3 separate regions of the Homo sapiens genome follow, and regions 2 and 3 are each linked to region 1. A link is a contact called in ENCODE Hi-C or POLR2A ChIA-PET data. All regions are on one chromosome and are shown on one strand. Each heading gives the region's core, a stretch centred on a gene start or an enhancer-like site at or near the end of the contact. The rest is flanking DNA. Distances are from core to core; before and after follow the strand shown.

Region 1 (2,557 bases), core at 36-2,535:
AACGATCCCAAAGTCCCTATACTACTCAATAATTATTTTGCCTGAAAATATGTGGAGGAGGAGGGGATTAATAAAGATAAAAATCTCTTAATTGAATATAAACAATTTAACTGTTCAAGAATTCCCCAAGTAAATTTTATCTACATAGTGTGGGTTAAATGTGGGGGGAAAAGGGATGGTAGATGCAAAATGCAGTTATTTGCTTCAAAAATCTATCTGTGTGAGTAGCTCCAATGTATAAAAGATCAAATGAAGAAAGTTTTACCGGCTTGTTTCCAATGCCTCCGACTTATCTGGGTGGATCTTCCCCTCTGACTCATTCTGGAACAGTCCTCCATAAGTCAAGGAGACAGTTTACAAGCTGGGGAGGTTTCCCTTCATAACGGCTGAGGGAACTTATTCTCTCCACAACCACGGTTCAATGTGTCAGGTACTGACATAAGGAAAGAATGTCTCTGACCTAAGGAATTCATAATCTAATAGGGGAGACGGACAAATAAATAGGTAAGTTTAAAAATGTCAAGTTCCCTGTCAAGGTAGAAAAGTATAGGGTGTCTTGGAGCACAGAAGAGGGTGTCCAGAAAGGCAAATGCAGATCAGATACAGAAGCAAGGCGTTGGGGTCCAAAATGCCCAGGTGGATGTCCTGGTCGGATCTCCAGAGTCCTACAGAGGACTTCCTCCACACAGGGCGGGTCAGTTTCAACCCATGGGAATGAAAGGGGGGGAAAACATGGAGAGCAGCTTCCAGCGCAGGGGGAGGAAAACATTCCCCAAGGAAATACTAGATTCCTGAAATATGTCCAGCCCTTGTGGAAAAGATGTAGTTCGGGCTGCAATTCGAGCAAACTTCGGAGAAGCTTCAAAAGCTCCGACTTGGCAATTCAACTCAAAGCGCTCTTCCAAGCTCTTCCTATTCAACTGCAACTTCTAAGGCAAAGTCATTGTTTACAGCCTGGCGGAGTTGGAAGAGTCTCCAAAAACACAACTTGCCGTGACAGTTGGAGTTTATAACCACCCTCGGACTTTAATGACAGGCAAGTCTGAGAAGCTTCCAGCACCACGGCCTGACTGACTTCTGCGGGGCTGGAGGGAACGGTGGGTCCCAGATTTGGGACCACCCTTCTGCAGTGAACACCTCCCCCACATTCTCGTTTGCCACGCCTCTAGGCCACCTGGAGCTGAAGTTTCGCTGTTTTCCACGGCATTTCCGGAATGCCAGGGCATGCCCTGTCAATCCTGCACGCCCTGCGGCCGCGCTGCTTTCTCCACCGGGGCAGCGCTGAGTAGGCGGGGCATGCGGGTGGGGCGGGGCTCCAGCCAGGGTGGGTGGGGCCTCTGCACGAACACCTGCCTGTACTTGGGCCCGGAGCTTGGATCTCTGCCCAGAGAGCTCCGGCAGCCCCAGTCATCCCCGGCAATCAGGAGGCAGCGCCGCTCGGCTGCTGCAGAGGGCGTTGCCCGACTTAGCGACAATTTTGTCCTACCTCCTCTATACACCTTGCTCAAGTGACTGGACTCTCGAGATTCAATTTCCTTATTCACAAAATGGGGTTGATTATCGTTAAATTTCACAGCTGTTTGAGGATTAAAAGAATGACGTATCTATATTGTTTATGTGCCAAGCACTGACACTTATTCATTAGTGCTCGTTTCTTTCCTTTTTCTTTCCAAATTCAGTCTGATTCAGCAAATAGCTACCGAGGGTCTACTTGTTTCCAGTCACTGGGGATTTAATGGCAAAATAACCCTCAAGAAGCTTATTGTCTAGTGGAAAAGACCAACAGGTAAACGGGCAGTGGGAAGTGCTGTGAGGGTGGAATTGCTGGGTGTTGGACAGGTAGAGGGGGCTGTGGAGGAAGAGCACGTTGCAGCTAGTTAGAGAGGTAGGATGAGAGCAAGGACAGGGAGAAGCTGGAAGTAGTACAGACCCTCTGGAAAGGTGAAGCTGGATCATGGGGCCAGATCATGAAAGAATTCCTAAATTATAAATTCTAGTGGCTACAGATTTTTATGTTGAAGCAGAGAGGAAACATGGAAGTATCTTAAGCAAGAGACTATGATGTGATTTGGATTTTAGAAAGATTCCTCTGGGTAGAGATCACATCGATGCAAGGCACAATTTAGCTCCTAAGCTCATTATTAGCAGCTTCATTTGAGGGTCACATAAAGAATTCCCCTAGGGTCTAAATAAAGTATTTGGAATTTTTTAGGTCAGGCCATGTAATTCTGAATTCTAGAAAATGACTAGAATTGGTTAGTTCTTTCTCTATAACTGGAATTGAGTTGGGTTTTAATATCCCCTCTATAAACCAGGCTTGATTTCAAACCAAATTTTATTACTCAGTTGGAAAAAGAAAACTTTTATACCTACATTAATCAACTGCCCCTTTGTAAACTTGCTTTCTCACTCACCTCCACGTGCCTAGCTTCTGGGATCAAGAAACCAGGAGGCAATGAAAAGTGTTATCAGACTTGCATTAAGACCAGCCCCTCCTTAAAGATGTTCTGGAGACAGAACTTAATCAGGTGGAGCTGGGCAGGGCTGAGGCTTCAGG
Region 2 (2,557 bases), core at 39-2,538, 210 kb after region 1:
CAAGATCAGATGAGCCAGTTTATTGATCTGGGTGGTGCCAGCTGATCCATCAAGTGCAGGGTCTGCAAAACATCTCAAGCACGGATCTTAGGAGCAGTTTAGGGAGGGTCAGAATGTTGTAGCCTCCAGCTGCATGACTCCTAAACCATAATTTATAATCTTGTGGCTAATATTAGTCCTACAAAGGCAGTCTAGTCCCCAGGCAAGAAGGAGGTCCGCTTTAGGAAAGGGCTGTTACTGTCTTTGTTTAAACTATAAACTATAAACTAAGTTTCTCTCATAGTTAGTTCAGTCCATGCCCAGGAATGAACAAGGACGGTTTGGAGGTTAGAAGCAAGATGGAGTCTGTTAAGTTAGATCTCTTTCACTGGCTCAGTCATAATTTTGCAAAGGCGGTTTCAAGATCAAGTGCAGGGTTTGACCTTTTGACTTGCTTTTATATGTTGGCATACTTCCAGGGCCTTGCATTACTTCTGCCCTGATTCTTACCTTGGGGCGTGCTCTCCACATGCGCAGTGCCCTGCCAGTGCTTGGGAGAGGCTGCATACACAGTGTGTTTACTGGAGTTGCACGCATGCTCACTTAAGTCGTTCTTCCCTTACCAGTAGAGTGTTCCTAGAGGAAGGTCCTATAGCAGTTAAGCTCCACCATTTTGCCTCTTAGTTCACATGCTTGGACCCATTTGCTCAGTTCCTAAGATCTTATTGGAAAGTTGCTGATCACCAGTTTCAGATTTTTTTCTACCTATTGGGGAACTGCCTTTCCCCTGGCACTGGCTGTGACCAATTATCATTTTAGAGAGATGGTTAACAACCACCTGACCATCACCTGATGGTTGCCTGATATTCCCGGTGGTGTTGGGGGTGGGGGGTCCTCTGCTGCCCTGCTCATGTCTGACTAGTTACCTACTGTAACAAGCCCATTAGGTGGTTACGTTTATAGCAAGGCAGATTGCACATCCTGGGACATCTTAGTAGAAGCGAGTGAGAAAGGCTTATTTTAGGATTTGGGCTTGTATTAGGTGATACTGAGAAGTGGAGCTTTGCCAGGATTGGTTGCTATCAAGGGAGTAGAGGCAATTTTATGACTGGGTATTTTAACAAATCTTATTGAAGGGGGCAGGAATAAACTGAGTCTAAAACTTTAATTGGCAGAGGCAAGATCCTCTCATATTAGCTAGGATGGGGGATATTTTGGTTATTTTTGTGGTTTGGACATGTTTGTTTTTCTGTTCAGACATCGTGATGGAGTGCTCTTGTTTTTGTCATGATCACAGAGTGCTCTGGTCTGACGTTAATGTTCAGTGAAACTGTTTATGTTCCACACCAAGGCCTAAATATGAGTGCCAGGCCAGCTTTCAGTTGTCAGGGGCTGCTTTTTCCTTTCTTATCTCTATGGGGTGATATAGTTCCTGTAAGGGTAAAAACTTTGGAAGGATAAAGGAACAAAATGTGGTGGATTGCTATAGAGGACTAGCATTGATCCTCAAACTTTGACATGCATCAGAATCTCCTGGCAGACCTATGAAAATATGGGGGCTGCCCCCTCCGCCAGAGTTTCTGATTCAGTAGGTCTAATGTGAGACTTGAAAATTTGCATTTCTAACCAGTCCTCAGGTGTTGTCTATGCTACCAGACCACACTTTGAAAACCACTGAAGTAGATGGAAGTATCAAAAGTGAGGATGATTACAGTGTAAGAAAACTGACCCAATAGGGTTATCTGCAATTCTCAAGATAAAAATCTAGAGTGGGCCAGCTGCAGTGGCTCATGCCTGTAATCCTAACACACTGGGAGGCCGAAGCGGGTGGATCATCTGAGGTCAGGAGTTCGAGACCAGCCTGGCCAACATGGTGAAACCCTATCCCTACTAAAACCACAAAAATTAGCCGGGCATGGTGGCGCATGCCTGTAATCCCAGCTACTCGGGAGGCTGAGGCAGGAGAATTGCTTGAACCCAGGAGGCGGAGGTTGCAGTGAGCCGAGATTGCACCACTGCACTCCAGCCTGGGCCACAAGAGTGAGACTCCATCTCAAAAAAAAAAAAAAAAATCTAGAGTGGTCTCTATGTGACTCTCTAATGCAATTCTAACACTGTATGATTGTGCATTTTCCTATTTTAAATTACCAGTCTTTCAGAGGGAAGAGTATATAAGAAGATTCTTCCCAAAATAATTTGTGCAAATTGTTGACAGCCGAAGTTTGTAATGCACATAAAAGTAAAACTTTTATGTGTTTATTGTTCATTTTCCAGGAAGTTCTCAATTACAAATAGGCAGATTTATTTTAGGGAAACAGATTAGTAAAACCAGTTTTTCACTAGATTATTTACAAATTGTCTCACTATACGTTATACATATTACATGCAAAGGAGGCCTTATGATCCTTTTTTAACTATTCTCTCATCAATATTAAGATAGAATTCTTTAAAAGGAATGTAACTGCTCACCCTTTTGAAGTGTTTAAATGTCTTCACTAAAAATTTGACATTTTCTACTTGATTTGGTTTACTTTTTCCTGAAAAAAGTGAACACAGTGAAAGGAAGTGATAAATAGGG
Region 3 (2,557 bases), core at 20-2,519, 130 kb before region 1:
AGATGGAGTCTTGCTCTGTCGCCCAGGCTGGCGTGTTGTGGTGCTATCTCAGCTCACTGCAGCCTCCGCCTCCCGAGTTCAAGCAATTCTCTTGCCTCAGCCTCCTGAGTATCTGGGATTACAGGCGCGTGCCACCACGCCTGGCTAATTTTTGTATTTTAGTAGAGACAGGGTTTCGCCATGTTGGCCAGGCTGGTCTCAAACTCCTGACCCTGTGATCCGCCTGCCTTGGCCTCCCAAAGTGCTGGAATTATAGGCATGAGCCACTGTGCCCAGCTGATAGGGAACTAAGTTCTTTGGTGCATTGGTTATCTTTTGCTGCATTAACTGACTATGGAAAAAATTAGTGGCCTAAAATAATAATTCTGTCATTCGAGTTGGGCTCAGCTGAGCAGTTCTTCTGCTGATACTGCCTGAAGTCACTCATGCATCTGTATCTGGGAGCTATACTGGGGCTGGAGGGTCTAGGAAGGTCTCTCACTCAAATGTCTGGTGCCAGCTCATCTGGGCCTTTCTTTTCACGTTTTCACCATTCATCTGTTTAGTCCAGGCTTCCTTAGGTGTTGCTGGGAACATTCCAAAAGGGGGAAGGTGGAAGCTTTAAGGCCTCCTGAGGCCATTGTACAATTTCACTTCTACCACATTCTGTTGTAGATTAGTTTAGGCATGAACTGAAATGGAAAATTTAGCAGAAATGGATCCTGGATTTTCTGGTACCCGTGTTTCGTTTAATTACTTTGTTGCTTTCTCTCCCTCCCTGAGTTCAATTAAGTTGAGAAAAGTGTTCATTGTTATTACTGATGGATTAGACTTTATTTGCTCTTCATTGAATGTTTCAGTTAATTTACAGACTAGTAAATTATCTGAGTCATCAAGTTATGTACGTGTATGTGGGTATCTATATACATAAATATAGATAAAATAATGCAGGAGGCGAATACTTGCAGTGGCTTTAGGATGATTGTTATATTCCTGTGGTTCCTGCTTCCCAGAAATGTTTTCTGTGATTACATCACACGTGTCCAGGTTTCTTATGAATGAACACTTAAGGAGCACTGCTTCACTGGAGGGTAATTAACACATTCTCAGACATTTAATTTCAAAAGCAAAGCATATATGTCTTTCTCTAAAGGCCCATGAAAACAAGTTTTTTTTTTTTCTCTTCATGAAATTGAGTGATTATAAAAACTGATTTAATCCATTGTAATTTTTTGTTATCCAAAAGTTGATTTTAAACAGTGAATCAGATTTCGGCACTGTGATTCATACTCCCAAAATGAGTAACATGATTAGCAGGATATTCCTAGTTGTTCTCTTGACTTAAAAAAAAAAAAAGTCCATGGTGACTCCTCCATTTTTGGTAGTGGAGTTGTATTGGGTCTATGAAGAGGCTTTGCGAGAAAAAAGAGCAGCTATTTATGGAGCATTTCCTCAGGCCTGCAATTTGAAGCTATTATAGCAAAGTTGCTGAGCAAGTCCGTGATTGCAGGCCAACAGTCATTCAAGCCCCCATCCTGCAGTCTGTGTGGAGTGAGTTCAAAACTACTGCTGTGCAAAGTTTTCCCTCTGCAGTGTTTATCAGTTGCCTACTTTGTAAAGAGCAAGGGTTTCAGGCATTCTAAACCCGCTTTGTTAACTGGTAGATTATTAAGCAGTTACAGGATATAAGCTAGTTTTTGGGTGTTCGGGAGATTGTTCAGCATTTAAGAATACAATGATTCCCCCATCCCCTACTCCCTTTTAGTTACTTAAAATCAAACCATCTTATCATAAAATGCAGATTTTATGCAGATTTTTCCAGCAGTTTTACTTACGCTTATAAAAACAGATGTTGGGTTGTCTGTCAAAGGAATTATATCCTGTAGACCTGGAATCTGTGTTTGAGGGGAATTTGATTTTAGATTGTAGATTGCTTTGTTGCCTACCTATGAAAACATCATTTATTTTTGTGTAGGGTTTTGTGAGCTTTTTTTTTAAATGGTGACAGAAAATGAAAATAGCCTAATTGTGTTTTTTATCATCAAAGGATGAAATTGGCTTATCTGAATTTGGCTGGAAAATTTGATTTGGTATCAGCAAATGATGAACTGAAAATCAATGAGCTTTAATCTGCTCTGGATAATATTAACAGGGGTTTATCCTAAATAGGACTCTTCTAACCTGTGAATCTTAGAACCTTTCCACTTTTTGGTGTCAAAGTTTTAAAGCATAGTAGCTTTTCTGTATATATAGTCTGATAGTGTAAAAAAAATTGGGTGTTGTTGCATGTTATTCTCTGTCCCTGTAAAAAAAAAAATCTGTATTTTTCCATTGTTCTGGAAAAAATTCAATTTCAAGGAAAATTTTATATAGCTACTAGAAAATTAGTTTTTAGCAATATCTATGATTTTCATTTCAAGAAAGCAACAATTGATAGGAATTATGTTTTGAGGATTGAAATCTACTCTAAATTGAAAGTGTTCACATTTAATATAATAATCTAGGATATTTAAAAGTCATATGGGCATTCTATAAAAGAGAAGTATTTCTTAATCTGTTTCAGTACCCCCCATGCCAA

What was found. A loop is a pair of places that touch in the nucleus more often than their neighbours do. ChIA-PET counts read pairs that join two places held with the same protein, here RNA polymerase II (POLR2A). Pooled maps may share reads with other maps.
Region 2: a loop to region 1 is called in a pooled map, with 2.3 times the contacts of the local background. The contact joins two enhancer-like sites. A Hi-C loop is called at or near these places in 1 of 50 pooled maps. POLR2A ChIA-PET finds 5 or more read pairs at or near these places in 2 of 52 experiments (BJ and activated T-cell).
Region 3: a loop to region 1 is called in a pooled map, with 4 times the contacts of the local background. The contact joins two enhancer-like sites. A Hi-C loop is called at or near these places in 1 of 168 maps with a recorded cell type or tissue (PC-3) and 1 of 50 pooled maps. POLR2A ChIA-PET finds 5 or more read pairs at or near these places in 2 of 52 experiments (MCF 10A and PC-3).

What each region holds. Positions count from the first base shown.
Region 1 is chr11:102,267,451-102,270,007 of GRCh38, forward strand. It overlaps LOC105369460 (a long non-coding RNA gene), which reads left to right. Exons shown (of 5, transcript XR_007062863.1): 2 at 1,680-1,786. Among named protein-coding and RNA genes, the nearest start is that of BIRC3, 49 kb to the right of the region's middle. RefSeq lists a silencer at 1,299-1,408. Within about 2 kb of position 1,286, at least 17 of the 41 ENCODE cell types and tissues checked have a DNase peak (open chromatin) inside an H3K27ac peak, as active enhancers do; they include PC-3, where a contact is called at or near this core.
Region 2 is chr11:102,473,208-102,475,764 of GRCh38, forward strand. All of the region lies in intron 1 of LOC124902740 (a long non-coding RNA gene), which reads left to right. The region is part of intron 1 of LOC102723838 (a long non-coding RNA gene); the gene reads left to right. Among named protein-coding and RNA genes, the nearest start is that of TMEM123-DT, 22 kb to the left of the region's middle. Within about 2 kb of position 1,289, at least 3 of the 41 ENCODE cell types and tissues checked have a DNase peak (open chromatin) inside an H3K27ac peak, as active enhancers do.
Region 3 is chr11:102,137,907-102,140,463 of GRCh38, forward strand. The region is part of intron 2 of YAP1 (Yes1 associated transcriptional regulator); the gene reads left to right. Among named protein-coding and RNA genes, the nearest start is that of YAP1-DT, 29 kb to the left of the region's middle. Within about 2 kb of position 1,270, at least 5 of the 41 ENCODE cell types and tissues checked have a DNase peak (open chromatin) inside an H3K27ac peak, as active enhancers do; they include PC-3, where a contact is called at or near this core.